3 separate regions of the Mus musculus genome follow, and all the other regions are linked to region 1. Evidence: chromatin loops called from intact Hi-C (ENCODE). Cell type or tissue: left cerebral cortex. All regions are shown on one strand.

Region 1 (5,000 bases):
TACTCTCGCTCTGTGTTTAGGTGACTAAGTGGTGGGAGCCCAAGTCCTTGCCTCTCTAAGAATGCCAGTCATGAGACATAGGGCCTTGTCTTAATTCACGACAGCTACAAAGACCCAGGCCTGGTAGGTCCATGCAGATGTTCTGAATGGGCATGGACAGTGTTCTGGGAGGACACTAGCAATCACTTTCCTAGGTAGAAGCCCTGGGCAGGCAGTTCAGTGAAAAGAAATGTTCATGATTGGTAATTCACAATCTCTGAGCTGCAGGATCCCACATTGTATCTTCCCATTAGGCTGTCCTAGATTAGAGAGTGTGGTAGAATTGATAAAATGCAGGACTATGCTTTCTGGCGATAATGGGATTCCAGACTGGGGTCAGGTTATTGGAGGGAAATTTGGCAACAATTCATCAAAATCTATCTTAAAGATGTGCATCCTTTGATGCTCTTAAAACCTTCTTCCGGATACTCTCATGTGTGCAGAAGTACATATGAAGATACTGGCGTTGACCTCCTAGCCTGTCCTACCCTACCCTCCCCTCCCCGCCCTGCTCACCTTATCTCCTCCAGTGCCATCCTGGGCTTCTCCTTCTACTCTGCCGATGTTGATGAGTCAACAGGCGAGTGTCCAGCCAGAGAACGAGGGTGGGTGAGTGTGGGTTCCAGGAGCCGGCAGAGTCCCTGTGATGCCTCTGCCATGTTTCAGAGTCCCATGCTGCTCTGTGGCCTTGTGGCCTTGGCTCTTGGGAGGGTGGTCTGCTCACACTTGGTTTACAGATGTGGTAGGTATCAGAGAAGCAAGGCACATTACTAGGGTTTTTCCACTGAAACATACAGAATGCCTTGACTTTGTGGTACTTAGAAACTCTGGATCCATGTTAAACCCCCCATGATGGGGTCCTGGTGCAGGCTGTCCCCTGAGAGAGGCCTATGATTAGGCTCTCCCTGTCCAGTCAGTAGAGAATGGTGGTGGACTTGCTCACCAGGTACTCTTGGAGACTCTGAGACCTGCTCTGCAGATGCAGGCTGCATACCTAGAAAGCCCAGGCCTTCAAGATTTCAATGAGATTGAGCCTGGTACCCTCACAGGTCAGTGCTCTCTGTTAAACACTTCCCTTGTGTGGCCACTGTCTTGGCTTTGTACCTGCCTCGTTAGACTGAGGCTGGAGCAAGTGTCATCGTCCATTTATACACCTGAAGACAAATGTCACTGAAGGCCCCAGGAACTAGACAACCTGCTGAGACTTGAAAGGGCCCCGGGGCCCTGGAGGGAGGACTGCTGAACGCCCCGCACCAGCGATGCTGCTGTGCTGCACTCCTGTCTTTGCCTCCATTGTGGGTCTCCTGCCGCTTTCTTGGGTCCTGGACAGGGCTCTTGCCCTTGCTTTGTCTGTGGAGCCCCAGGGACTGTACATTGCCAGGTGCCCCTGGCATTGAGATTACCAGTCCCTGTCTGTCTTCTACAGAGCTAAGAATCACACCAATGCAGTAGGCCTAGACCAAACTGTATCCATACTTGTGTACTAAAGATAATCTTGATAAGATTTCAGGACAGAATCCAAGAAACTGTGCCATTTCCTCGTGTTAAAGGGGTGTCTTGTTCAGACTCCACATTGAACATGGGCATTTGACCAACCCCAAATTGTCCATACGCCCTTGATCTGTGGTCAGATGCCACCAGCAGCATTGTTTACTAGTTCCTTGTGAGTAGGTCGTGCCCTGACGTCTCAAGGCTCCTGACTCTCATGCTCTGGACAGGCTTCCTTTGTCTCCATGTGGGAGAGCTGACGGGCAGCCACCAGGACGGGCTTTGGTGTTCCAGAGTTGCCATATTCCCTTTTTCTTTGTAGAAACATGAAGACACAGATTGTCCCTGTGTGGTGGTATCCTGCCCTCACAAGTGCAGCGTTCAGACTCTTCTAAGGAGTGAGGTAAGGCCCAATCAGGAGCACTGTGACAGTGGTCCCGTGTGCTATAGGCTCCATTCTTCTGAGTTACGGGCATCTAGAGACTTCGTGATTGACTGTGGTAATGTGTGTACCAGGGCAGACAAAACTGACAGGGAGTCTGTGGAAGTCAGACGAACAAAAAGCTACAAAAGGTTCAGGGTTGAAAATCCTAAGAATTAGAAAGATGTGAATACTTTATCTACACATGGAAGGTGGTACTCTCAGGGGTTTCTGAAGCACTGTTTTTAAATCTACAAAATAATGGATTTCAATAATATTGTCTCAGAAGAATGTATTCAGACCTTCTAGGACAATTTTGACCTCCAGGGCGGGCAGGCAGGCTAGGTGGAAAAGAGGTGCTGAGCGTAGGTGTCTGTGTGTGAGCATCCTTAAGGGCACATGTGAGGAGCCCCAGTGACTACACACTGCAGCCTGCCCAGGGACTCCTGTAAAAGGGTAGATGTTTATCATTGCTCTCATTTGATCTGTCTATATGGATGGATTCATGTGAGAAATTCCAGGGATTCCCAACTTTTTTTTTTAAGATTTATATATCTTATTTAAATGAGTTCCCTGTAGCTGTCTTCAGACCCACCAGAAGAGGGCATCATTGGATCCCATTACAGATGGTTGTGAGCCACTACGTGGTTGAACCCCATGGTTGCTCTGATCTTTGGAGCCTGGTCACTCGAGTCTTCTCTAGCAGCCTGGGCATCCTCCAGGGCAGTTACAGGAAGGGAGCCTGAGATGTTTCGTATGGAACAGAAGGGCCAGTGTGGGCCCCATCTAGGAGGAGACAGTGAGGACCCTGCTGTCTTAGGTACAGTCTCCCAGGACAGGACTCCAATGTGCCCCAGGGTGGCCCTGAGGGGGAACAAGTGAATGACCCTCCTGGGACAGTAGGAGATCCTTCTGCAGGTGCAGGTCTAACTCCTGAGGTGACTCCCAGAACTTATAACCCTTACTTCACTTCTGTCTGCTCAGAGCTCCTAAATAAGATGAAAATTTGCCTCCAAGTTACTTTTATTTGAAAATGAAATTTTAGACTGCATGTTTCTTGGTTTTAGTGAAAGGAGACAGCTGTTGAGCTGTGCACTGATGTGCTCTGTTCTGAAGCTTCTGTATGCTCTCTAGGGCTCCCAATCCACTGATAATAAAGCCAGGTTAGGAAAGGGTAAGGCAGTGAGTTTACTGTGGAAATGCATGTCAGAGCAGTGTGACCTGGTTTAGCATTAGAAGTCTTAGCTGGTCATGTCTGAAATTGTAACAGTGGCCCTGAGAGACTGTTAAACTCTAAAGGTTTAAACCAACTGTGACCAGGAGTCTGTGCTGACCTGCCTGTGGGGCCTCTGGGTGCTTCCTGCAAGTCCAGCCCAGGGCATCCTGGCTGGATTCAGGGAAACTGACGAGGATGCTGGGATGCTGATCTATACAACTGCCTTGATAACGTTGCCATATGGCTGGTTATGGTGGGGCCTCAGGACCCTTTTCCAGGTCGCCTTTCTCCTCAGCTGTGTAGAAGGGTCAGTGAGCAGAGGGGAAATGGGTCCCTGTCTGCCTCATTCCTAAACACCAAGCAGAGAGAACAACCGCCCTGGTTCTGGTAGACTGAGCAAGATTCCTAAACTACAAACCCGTACCCTCCCACATCTGCACAGATGATGCAGTCTGAGCTGTGAGAAGCATCAGGCTCGAGAAGTGCATTCCACCCACAGCGACACAAGCCCAGGCGGACACAGTGTGTCTTTAGGATGTGTCTTTTCAGTTCCCTTGTCGCTTGCTTGGGGCATCCTGGAACTAAATAAGAAGCGGTTTTCTCTCAAGATAGCTTAGATTTTTCTAGGCACTCCTGATTTTCCCTCTGTCAGTTGAGACAGCATAAGATTCCTGTTGTTAGACTTGCTACAGAAGTCTCTGAAGTGCTTGTGAGCTTTTGAATATGCAGGAAAAAGGCTCCTCAATGAAAAGAGACGCCCTCCAGCCAGCTCAAGGATTACTAGCGTCTGTATGTGAGCTTGCTTTGGAAATGGGTTTATTTTTGTGTACTGTATAGTAGGTGTGTGACTCAGTTGTATCCCAAATGCTTTCTGATTTTTTTGTGTTTCATACAGTTTTTGTTAATAGTCTTTAAATGTGCATTCTGTTTTTCTCTTTTTCTTTTTTCCCTTTTTTAACTCTGGCACTTCAGACGGCATGTCACAGTTTGAATAATTCATTCTATGAAAATTGGAAGTTTAAGAACTGTTGCAGTAAATGTATTTATGTATATTGGTGTGTATACGTGCTTACTTGTGATAAAACTGTATTTTACTGCCTGAAGTCCAGCGAGCAGATGACGTGTACACACCTGTAGCTGATAAACAGCCTTCTTGACAGCACAGCCTGGATGCTCTCTGTGCCCTGATATGTTTGAACATTTTCATGCAAACGTTTGTGTCACAACTCATGTCTTTTTCCCGTTGCAGTTGAGTGCACACTTGTCCGAGTGTGTCAATGCCCCCAGCACCTGTAGTTTTAAGCGCTATGGCTGCGTTTTTCAGGTCAGTATCCAACATTTGTCCTTCCCAGTTACTGACATCTGCCATTGAAGCAAGTTCTCATAATATTTCAGCATTTGAGTTCTCGCTCTTTTAGTCTTCCTCATGAAATCATAACACCTGCTGCATGAGTGCAAAAGGCCACATGCGTGCAGCTGGTGCGGGGCTCACTTGTCAGGCCAGGGTGTTCTAAGACTCAGGCGAACAGCGTGGGTGCCCTGCTGACAGCGCCTGCGACAGTAAGAACCAGCGCAGTGACACCTGCTGGAGTCTGTGGCTGCTTTAACTGTATCATTACCAAGTATCAGTGACTGTAAACTAGATGGAGCTTTGACATCATTTGTCAGACCTTAGTGAAAGAGAATCACACATGGGTGTCCATAATGCTTTGCTTACACGTGTGTGCTGACCCTGACCCCTGCCAGGGGTGGATTTGACTGAGCAAGTCTGCAGAAAGCCTGCTTCTCGGGAAATGGCGTTATCCTCACAAACCTGTATCTGGTTTTCTATTTTTT
Region 2 (5,000 bases), 160 kb before region 1:
TACCTACTCCTGGTCCCTAATACGTGCTGTATGAAGAGCTGGGCTAAAATGGAGTGCCTGAAGCTGTCTTCCATGCTGGGCTGCTTTTGCCTGTCAGTGTGTCCCCCCAATCCACCCTCTACATTTGCTTCTCGGCTGCCTCGATAGAATTTGCTTGTCCTTCCTGTCAACAGAGGGGAGTTGCTTTAAGTTTTTACAACAAACATTACTACAGAAACATTCTTTGACCTATTTTTGTGTCTCATCTGCTCAGCTAAAAGTCAGTGCCAAATAATTTTCTAAAGTGGTGAGACTAGTTTACTGTTGCTACCAGAAGAGGATAGAGGGATTTGCTCATGATCCTCTGCGTTACCGCTGGATTTGGATTACGTACTGTAGACAGCCTAGCGGGTGTAACATCCGTTGCTCTTACCCAGGAGTTTTGCTGCTTTTCTTAGGTGTGATAATGACTCTCTGTTTACACTTAAAAAAAAATGCATATGTAAGGATGAAATTAACTGGGATGTACTTTAAATTTGTCAACTATAATGCAATAACTAGCCAGATTGGATTGTGGACAGAGAATAAAGCACTGTTGAAGAATTTAATATACTTTTTTATGATTACATAAAGGACATCTCAGTGTTTAAGAGATTAGACCATAATATGTAAAAAGTTACTGTCAAATGGGTTTGGGGGAAGTACATTACTTACAGACAAGTTTATTTTCATTATTAAAAGTCATTGATAATCCTTCAGCCTACCATATGGATGTTTTTGTTTGGGGAGATTTTGGGGCTCACACATCCTGTGTGTGCATTCTGTGGATACCGTCACATTAGCTCTAAACCAAGTTCCATCCTCAAATACTTATGGGTTTTGTGGGTTTTGTTGTTAATTGTTGTTTTCTAGTCTCCTTCCTATAAATAGCACTTGAGTAGGTTAAAGCATGCTGAAACCCTCACAGGGAAGGACTTCTTTCTTTCTGCAGAGCAGGCTGCCTATATAAGTAATTTAAGACGATTGTAATTAATTGTTTGAGTTACTTCTCTTTTCAACTGTAAGGAGAATTCCACAAGGGCCCAAATAGCTACAGGGAGTAGCACTAGCCATAAAGTAGATCTAAGAAGTCTGTTGGAGGATGGATTCTGATACATACAATAGATAATTTACTATAGACTATCCTGCTGCAGCCTGTGCTGCAAGCTGTTGAAGAGCCTGTTTCTCCAGCAGTGTCCACAGTGTCTGTGCTGAATGAAGAGTAGCTTCACACAAGGTTGCAGCATTGAAAGTGGTAGGATTTGTAAGTCCCCTTGGCCCCCTTCAACATATTCTTAACTTTGTCCCCCATGCCCAGAAGGATCAGGCATAGAGAGGAAGTGACTTGGGTGAAGCAGGTCAGCTTCCTGTAGTATACAGCTTGCTTCACTGCTAGGCCTACAAATACAGGGTTAGACAGGTAAACCACTCAAGGCACTGGGATTCAGAGATGGAAACAGCTTTCCGATTGCCACTATCCTGCCTGCCTAAGACCTAGTTGAAGGTGGCCTTGAAATGAGTCATTTGTAAGGCAGTCTCTAGTCATTAAAAGGAAGTTTGGGGCATGAATGAAATAAATATATCAGGAGCCTGGCAGTGGTGGTACACACCTTTAATCCCAATACTCTGAAAAGCCTGGTCTATAGAGCTCAGTTTCTGGTCAGCCAAAGCTACACAGAGAAACCCTGTCTCGAAAAGCCAACAAACAAAAATACAAATATACGTTAGGCACTGAAGGTGTTGCCTAGAGGCAGAAAATTGATTTAACATAGGAAAGGCCTAGATTTGTTTCTCAGGACTGAGAAAAGAAACATAAAAGGGATTGTGTTCAGTAGGAGAGCACTTGCCTGTCATGGATGGAAGGAACTTCAGGTGTGATTTCTAGCACTGCAAAAAAGAAATGTTGTGACAGAGTTGATTTGATAATTGTTTACACGTGTGTATCTTAAATGTTTTCCTAATACTCTATGAAGGACTGACGAAGAGTCTCATCCTTGTTCTGTAGTCGAGCAAAGGAGTTCAGCTAGCAGTTTCTCAGGAGAAGCCAAGGCTGCTTTCTTTCCATTCTGCTCAAGAATAGAGAGATGACGCACTGTCTTAGTCTATGCCGCCCTCTACCCCACCCTCCCTATTAAAGCCAGGCAGATCTTGAGTCTTTGAATTATTTCGTGCACAGCCAAGTACACACAGTTAATAAGGTTGCTGTGAGTGTTCAGCTCCCTGCTTAGGGACAGGTCTGGAAGAGTTGAAGGGATGTGTGTGTGTCTGACTATTTTGAGACAGGGTCTCACCATGTAGCTCTGGCTGGTCCGGAATTCACAGTGACGTCCAAACTGGCCGCATAGAGACTCACCTGCCTCCTGAGGGCTGAGGGTAAAGGTGTGCCTGGTCTGCTCACTCTTACACTGATATGCAAATGTGAGTTCTGGAAAAGAGGACAGAATTATCCAGTTACAGAGAAGTACACTTAAGACCTGAAGAGAACTTAGCCTCCTGCGCTGTGCGCTGGGATGGAGCAGTCATCTCTTGTCTCTCCATGGTGGTCTTCACTGGTGGCTGGGGAATGGGCACGCACGCAGTGGGAATAGTAACAAACAGCATAGTTATCTTGTTTCTGACTTGCCTTCTCTTGTTCCTTCAAGATAGTCAGGGTTCAGATGTTGGCTGTAGTAATGTCTTTGTCCACCAGGTGGCAGAACTGTTGTACGTAAATGTTCCTTTTGCTTCTATGTGAGTCTTAGGGATAACTTCTTTCATAATAATAAAAGGAAATGCCATGGTCTTTTTTTTTTTATCATACTCCATTGTTCTGGGGATTGAACCCAGAACCTTGTGCACACCAGGCATAACGCTCTACTGAGCAGCATCTCCAATCTTGTTATTACATTCTTTAGAAATGTTTGGCAGTCTCAATTTTAAGCCATGACAGAAATTACTGTAGTGTTTCCTTTGCAGTACCTAGTGCCACTGCAAACCGTTATAGTCTTTTTCTAAGCTCCATTAAGACCATAAGCTTTGTCCTCAGCCTGCCTTATGGTCTGAGCCTCCTACTCTGTAACCGACTCAGGATGACAGTTTCTGAATCTGCAGTGTCTGGGGGAGGGAAGGGTGAATTGGTTACCATAGCAGCTTTCATCTGTTCTTTCTTTTGCAATTGAATTTGAAACTCTTGCTACTCTAAGGACTTTGTTTCATTGGGTTAAAAATATTAACATAGAAACAAAGCGCAAGCCAAGGCATATTTTGTTACTTGCCTTTGGCCTCTATCACATTCCTTTGATCATGCTGTATTTTACTCTGTTCAAGCTACACCAAATAGTGAGTGAGTACTGCAACCCTAAAAAGCCATGGATTAATACAGTCTCTGTTTTATGATCACAGTGGTGCAGATCTGTCACCATCAGAGTTAATATCAGGTGGTTCTCCAGGCCTGTTTGGATATAATTGTCAAGTAAACAGCCCTGCACTGCGCCATGGTGGTGATGTCAGCGCAGACGGAGTCTGCCCAGTGCTGAGTCTGAGGCTTCTGACCTGCAGGCGGGTGTCAGTGGGAGTAGTCAGTCAGCGACAGGCCTCTCCTCTCCCAAGCGTGGGCAGGATGCCCTGGGGACAGAGCCACTGTGCTGCTGCTTAAGCTGTGTGACCTCTGTGGACCTCCTGCCTTGGTCCCCAAGAGGTTCTGCACAGGACCCCTCAGCCCCTTACAGAGACAGACACGGACTCTCCCCTGGAGAGATCCTCAGGGGACTTGTGTTTCTCCTGAGCCATTTCATTTCCTTTAAGCTCCTGTAAGCTTTTGTTCTTATGAGAGCAGAGTTGATTTTCTTAGGCGGAAAGTTTATTTTCATGGAAGGGCTTTTAACCATGAGGGAGTTTTTAGCTAATGCATATCTCCCATTTCATCGCTTGTACCAAATGCTGTCCTGTGCAAAGTAGGGTGGGGGGTAGGTGTCCACCTCTCTCAGAAAATCAGAGAAGTGAGGACCAGGTAGTGTAGCAGAGAGGCCTACCAAAATTAGTATTTGTGTAACTAACTCCGAAGAACATTTCAAGAAAAGCAAGAAGAGTGGATGCCCGTGGCTGATGTTCCCAGTTAGGCGACCGAGCTCTGCTGGGGACAGTGGACACTCAGTGTTCAAAACAAATTACAGTTGGGGTCTCTGGGTTTAAGACGAGCCTGGCCTACATACATAGCAAGTTCTAGGACATCCAGGGCTACGTAGAGAGACACTGTCACAAACAAATAGATGAAAAAGGAAAGGAAAGGAAAGGAAAGGAAAGGAAAGGAAAGGAAAGGAAAGGCAAGGCAAGGCAAGGCTAGGTTGGTGGACATGAGAGCGGAGCAACTCTGTCTTCATGGTAGCTGGCATTGGCTGGTTTGGGAAACTTGGCTGCTCTCTAGGCACACTACCTTGAACAACTGCACTTTAGTTTTAATTATTTAAATTTTGGGTGTGTATATTCACACTGTTGCAGGTGTAGAGGTCAGAGGGAAGCTTGCTGCATTGACCCTCTCCTTGTTCCAGGGTTCATGTGTGTGTGAGGACTGGCAATGAGTGCTTCTTTTTACCTCAAAGCCACCTTGCCAGACCACATTTTAATTTTTTAAAGCCCAGTCCTTTGGGTCACAGTCTTGAAGGTAAATCCAAAATGATAGTAACCGAAATTTTTATTAAATAGTAGAAACCTATAAGTTGCTATAGCGAAGCACTAAAAGCATTGCCACAAGTTCAAGGTCAGTCTTGACTTTTTTTGCGCAGTAAATAGAGGCAGAGCTTGGATTGGATCCTGACCCTTCATGAACATAGCTGGCCTGTGCTGTCTCTACTTTTGGGGGCAGATACCACCATCATTGACTTAGCAAACTGTCTTACCTTTGTTGTTTTTCTGTCTCTGTCTTCAGACACAGCAGAAGAGGGCATCAGACCCCATTACAGATGGTTGTGAGCCACCATGTGGTTGCTGGGAATTGAACTCGGGAC
Region 3 (5,000 bases), 83 kb before region 1:
AGTCAAAAGATGTTGTATTGGACTTGTGGCCACGAATCTCCAGTAAGTTTAGACATCATGATCAGCATTTAAAAAATAAAAATAAAAATAGATAAAAATAAAATTGGGAGCTGAGCTGGCTTAGTGGTGAAGGCACTCGATTCCGATCCTTTTGACTTGAATTTGATTGCCAGGTCTTACATGGTAGAAGAAAAGGATAGACTCTTGTGAATTGTTCTTTAACTTCCACAAGTGTGCCCCACCTCAAATAAAAATAACTAAAAGTATAATAAAAATAAGTAATAGAAGCTACATAGTGAGCGTGAGGCCAGCCTTGGTTACAGAAGACAGAGAGAGAGAGAGAGAGAGAGAGAGAGAGAGAGAGAACTCCAGAGAGACCCAAGCTTGCTAGGGAGCAGTGGAATTTGCCTGTAATCCTAGCATTTGGGAAGGTGAGAATTTCAAGTTTGAGGCTCTCTTGGTCTACATAGTGGAACCCTGTATTAAAATTAATAGCTAGATAGGGCCAGCAAGCTGGCTCAGTAGGTGTGGATGCTTGCTGTGAAGCCGGGCAATCTGAGTTTGATCCCAGTGACCCACAAGGCAGAGGGAGGTAACTGACTTTTGTCCTCTGACCGCCACACTTAATCATGATGTGTGTTCCCATATGCACAGTGTACACACACACACACACACACACACACACACACACTGGATACATAAGTAACTAAAATCATTTAAACATTAACAAGTAGACCAGAATAATCAGAGCACATTACATGTTTGGGATTAAGTATTGATGAATATGTGGGTGTGTATCACATATTCAACAGGTTTGAAAGCTACTTGCTGAGAAGTCTTACTGAAACTATAATTTTGCTGTGTGTCTCTCCTTTGCTAGTATTTAATGTTTTAGTGAGCGAAATGTCAGCTCACTTCAGCACACATCTGCCCTGCAGGGGCAGGTGGCTTCTGCTCCTGGAGCTGTCATTTGAGGCACTGGGAGGGGCCTGATGACACCTGTTCACAGGCCTGAAGCCCCCGACACCATGCGACGAATACTTTTCCTCTTAGCACAACAGATGGGAGCGGCTTTCTGGACAGTTGCATTTCGGTGAGTCATCACGAGACCTGCATGCATCCTAAAATGCAGCAAACTGAGCATGAGAGGCCACATAAATTCCTGAGAGAAATTTCTTTGTCCAGAAACAGTGTCGGCGTGTTGTTCAGCGTTGCCATAGGGAACAGCCAGCTTTGCTTTTGAAATGCCCAGAGCAGAGCCCTCTGATTGGTTCTCCGTACTGCTCATCACTTCTGCCCAGCAACTGGCGCTGCGGTGGCCAGAAACCCGCCCCCAAAGCCCTGGCTCTGATGGGGCAAACTTCTTTATGCTGCCCTCTGTGTTTCCCCAAAACAGGGGGTCTGGAGCTGCTAAATGGGAGAAGAAGGGCTCGGGGTGGGGGAGCAGCAGCTGGTCTCACCCGTAGAGAGCTCCACGCGGCTGGACTCTACCCACTCATTCTGAAGAAGGCTTACTAGTGCTTTGGCAGAGAATAAAAGGAGCCACGCAGCCATAGGAAGCCCCACGCACAGGTCTTTGTACCTTCTGCCTGGTGGCTTATTTGAAAAGAGTCCAAATAGTGCAGCCTAGAGAAGGAAGCCTTTCTGGATTTGGGCAGTTTTCCTTGTGCCGTGAAAGGCGTGTGAGAAAGGTGCCCTGGACAGGGCTGGGGTCGAACAGTAGAGGTCTGAGAACACGGTTAAAGAAGGCAGGGGCACTCTGAGCATTCCGGGCCATTAAAGACACCCACGAGGGGAAAGGGGCTAATAGTGAGCTCCAGGGTCCTCATAGATGGGACTGTCGTTCTAGCACTGTTGCCTTGGGGAACCCTGGATCTGACCTGACTCTGAACTCAGAACTGTGGCCTGTGGCCCAGATGAGGGCGCCACTGGCCTAGCTGAGCCTGGCTAGCAAGGCCTATGTGGGCTCTCGAACAGGCACCTGTTGGGCTACTGCATTCAGAGATGTCCTGTCAGACTATCCAGGCTTCTAGAACATTCCATGAGGTAAGCTGGACAGAAGATGCTGGACTTCCTGCGCAGCCTGGTCACACTGGTCTCCGTTCCAGCCTAGGATCCGACAAACTTTATTGAGAAGGGATGTGTGAGCTTCCAGATGACTTGGAAACAATCATGGCCTCTTTGCTCAAGTGTCTGAACTTTGTAAGGATAGACCCCCATTTGCTCCCATCTTGCCATGGCAGTAGGGACATCTGGTGGGGCCCTGTGACCATGAGACAGCAAGATGAAGCTGCTGGAGAAATGGGTGTCCCTGGCTTAGAGAAGTACCCAGGACAAATTGGCCACCCTGTCCACACAGGGCAGATCCACTTCGGGTGGGTATGTAGGGAGCCGAGGAGGACTCTGCTAAACCCCTAGAGCTGGGTCAGATGGTACCAGACCCGCCTGTGAGCATACGAGGGGCATGTGTGAGGGTGGCATGGCTGTGTGCTAATGTGGACTGTGAGACCTGCCCGCCTGCCTGTGAACTCTGTCGGTGAAGATGTGTGTTCTTGGACAGGAGACACTAGGAACGAACTCTGCACGCGTGTCAATGGGCGCCCGCGAGTGAGTGTCTTCTACAGGTGCAAGGACCTGAGTGCCCGAGTAGGCGAGACTGTTGGGCCGCCCGTCGAGGTGGCAAGGCGAGGAACCTTCCTTGCTTCCCCTCCGCTCGACTGGCTTTTTGACCCGGAAAGACCGGGACGCGGGCGGGGCGCGAGGGCGCGCGCGCGCGCGCGGAGGGGCCAGGGCCCTGAGGGCCTGGGGCGCGCGCCGCCGTTGCTAAGGCCGGCGGCGAGCGCGGGGCCGAGGGTCCCTAGCAACGGGCGCGGGCGCGCGCCAGCCGAAGGGGATGAGGGGGGGGGCGGGGAGGCGCGCGCGGGCGGCGGGGGCGGGCGCGCTGGGGCGCGCGCCCAGGCGGCCCGCGGGGATTTCCAGCGCGCGAGAGGAAGTGCCAGCGCGAGGGTGCGTGAGGCGGCGCGGCCGGCGGCCGCCGCGTGCGCGAGCCGGGTTGCAGCCCAGCAGGGACTTTCCAGCCGGCGGCGGCGGCGGCGGCCGCCGGCCCTTCCCCGCCCCCCGACATGGGGCTGCCCGGGGAGCTGGACGCTGCAGAAGGCGGCGGAGGATGCGCGCGGCGCCCCTGAGCCGGCCGAACGGGCGGGCCTCGGGGTAAGGTCGCGGGCCGGGGGCGGCGGGCGGCGGGGCGGCGGGCGGCTCCATCCCGGCGGCGGCCCCGGGCCCGGCGGGTCCTTCGCTGCCAGGCCCGGCCGCCTCACCGTCTGCGGTGCGGCCCGCCCGCCGCCCCAACTTTGGAAACTTTGTGTGTGCGGCCAGCTCCGGGCCCGAGGCGCCGGCGCTCCGGGCAGACGGGGCAGGCAGGCCTCGAGCCCTGGGTGCCCGCCCCGAGGGGTGCCGAGCCGTCAGCATCTCCGAGGCCCGGGGCTTTGGCGCGGTGCGGAGCGGCGGAGACAGGGTGCCCGCATAGATGAGCGTGCTCGCCCTGGCTGGTGGAGGTGGGTTTTTGAGCCATTATTTAAAAGTTTATACTGAGTCATTGCTCTGCAGATGAATGACTGATTCATAGTCGGAGAGCTGCAGAGAGGCTGGAAGGCAGGCGGTTCTGGGATCCAGCTGGGGCCGAATGCACACCTTCCACCTTCGATTAACACCAAAGGTCAGAGTGGGCTCCCCACGGGCGAGCCATTAAAACGATCCTTGCCGCGGGGCTTGCAGGTTTTGGAGGCGCCAGGCTATGGCTCATGTACGTTTCGCCACGTTTCTACACTGTCATCACCACCGGTTGGGGACCCGGGTATCAGGATTAGACCTTTAGAGAGAATTCTGCGTGGACAATTCTTTACCTTTAATTTAAAACGGCAACAACATGCAAATGGGTGAAGTGTTGTGGACGTGCTCTGAAATCGAAGAAGCATTCAGATTAATGATCGGTTGAAGGAACTGATTTTATTTTCACGGCTTTTGTACTGAGCTTTGACTCAGTTTTGAGAATGAAATAGAAGGGTGTGTGTGTGTGTTACGTACACACATTTGTAAGTATGCTCTTTTTTTGTGGAGTCTTAAAGGGTTTATCGAGTGTTGTATTGTCATCTTAATTTACATTCACAGCATACAACTGAAGAGGAGCCATAATTTTTTTTTTTTTGGTAGCATTTCTGTGACTAGATACACAAGTGAAATCTTTAGAAATGCTGTTTTGTATTGTGTGTAAAATGCTTATATGTAGAAATTGTTCAGGGGAACCCTCAGTCAGCTCTTAAAACCTTCTGGTGTTTTTCAGATCTTGGAAAATGGCCTGTTGAAAATACTGCATCATTGTAGGGTGTTTAGCAAAATAGTGTACAGCCATCCTTTACTTAAAGGAGAGGAAATGTTTCCCTTTTCGCCATATTGTGACATCTTATATATTAAGAACTAGTCTGAAGGTGAAAATTCTTTGGCCAGAGCAAATTGAAAACTGGGAAATTTATCACAGGAGTCAGAAAACCCTGTGTGTAGGGTCTGGTGATACATCCTGGCAGACCTTGGGGTCCAGCCTCACTGTTTGAAATCAGACCTTATCAGGGACAAGGTTTAAGATGTAAGGTGTCTCACCCAGACACCATCTGTTCCAGCTGTCACAATGCAGAAGTCGGGGAATCAAAAATCTGGCCAGGGAGAATTCCAGCATTTTTTAAACAAGACATTCATGTGAATTTTTCTGTGAGGGAAAAGAAAACCAATTTTTTTTTTTTTGGATGCTATCCATTCTTTTTGGAATTAATAAGATGGCCTCAGTGAGGAGGCTGCAGAGACATTCCGTTGGAAACAGGCAGTAGCAGCAGTCTGTTTCTGCTGCTCTTGCTGGTGCTTTGAAGAAAGTCCTTCATTTACCTGGGATCTAGGAACGGATGCTTGCTCTCCCTGTGTCTGAGATTTCTCTCTAAACACTTTTGCTAGGA

The links. Peaks named below come from ENCODE experiments on the same cell type or tissue, not always from the same donor. Only the 100,000 strongest peaks of a DNase experiment are listed, where the experiment ranks them.
Region 2: it touches region 1 in a loop (3-fold over the local background); 13 of 42 quality-filtered maps call a loop at or near these places.
Region 3: a loop joins it to region 1, with 3 times the contacts of the local background. A loop is called at or near these places in 5 of 42 quality-filtered maps.

What each region holds. Positions count from the first base shown.
Region 1 is chr12:111,246,717-111,251,716 of GRCm38, forward strand. Traf3 (TNF receptor-associated factor 3) reads left to right here. Exons shown (of 12, transcript NM_011632.3): 7 at 1,850-1,930; 8 at 4,414-4,488. Among named protein-coding and RNA genes, the nearest start is that of Amn, 22 kb to the right of the region's middle. In left cerebral cortex, CTCF peaks have their summits at 2,534 (motif pointing right) and 4,746 (motif pointing left); DNase peaks (open chromatin) are centred at 2,518, 3,654 and 4,719.
Region 2 is chr12:111,085,774-111,090,773 of GRCm38, forward strand. The region is part of intron 3 of Rcor1 (REST corepressor 1); the gene reads left to right. Among named protein-coding and RNA genes, the nearest start is that of Rcor1, 49 kb to the left of the region's middle. In left cerebral cortex, a CTCF peak has its summit at 2,711 (motif pointing right); DNase peaks (open chromatin) are centred at 2,191, 2,702, 3,101 and 3,458; H3K27ac peaks cover 1,200 bases.
Region 3 is chr12:111,163,393-111,168,392 of GRCm38, forward strand. It overlaps Traf3 (TNF receptor-associated factor 3), which reads left to right and starts at 2,978. Exons shown (of 12, transcript NM_011632.3): 1 at 2,978-3,210. The region is part of intron 2 of 4930595D18Rik (RIKEN cDNA 4930595D18 gene); the gene reads right to left. In left cerebral cortex, a CTCF peak has its summit at 1,922 (motif pointing right); DNase peaks (open chromatin) are centred at 1,268, 1,513, 1,915, 2,508 and 5 more places; H3K4me3 peaks cover 3,242 bases; H3K27ac peaks cover 3,045 bases.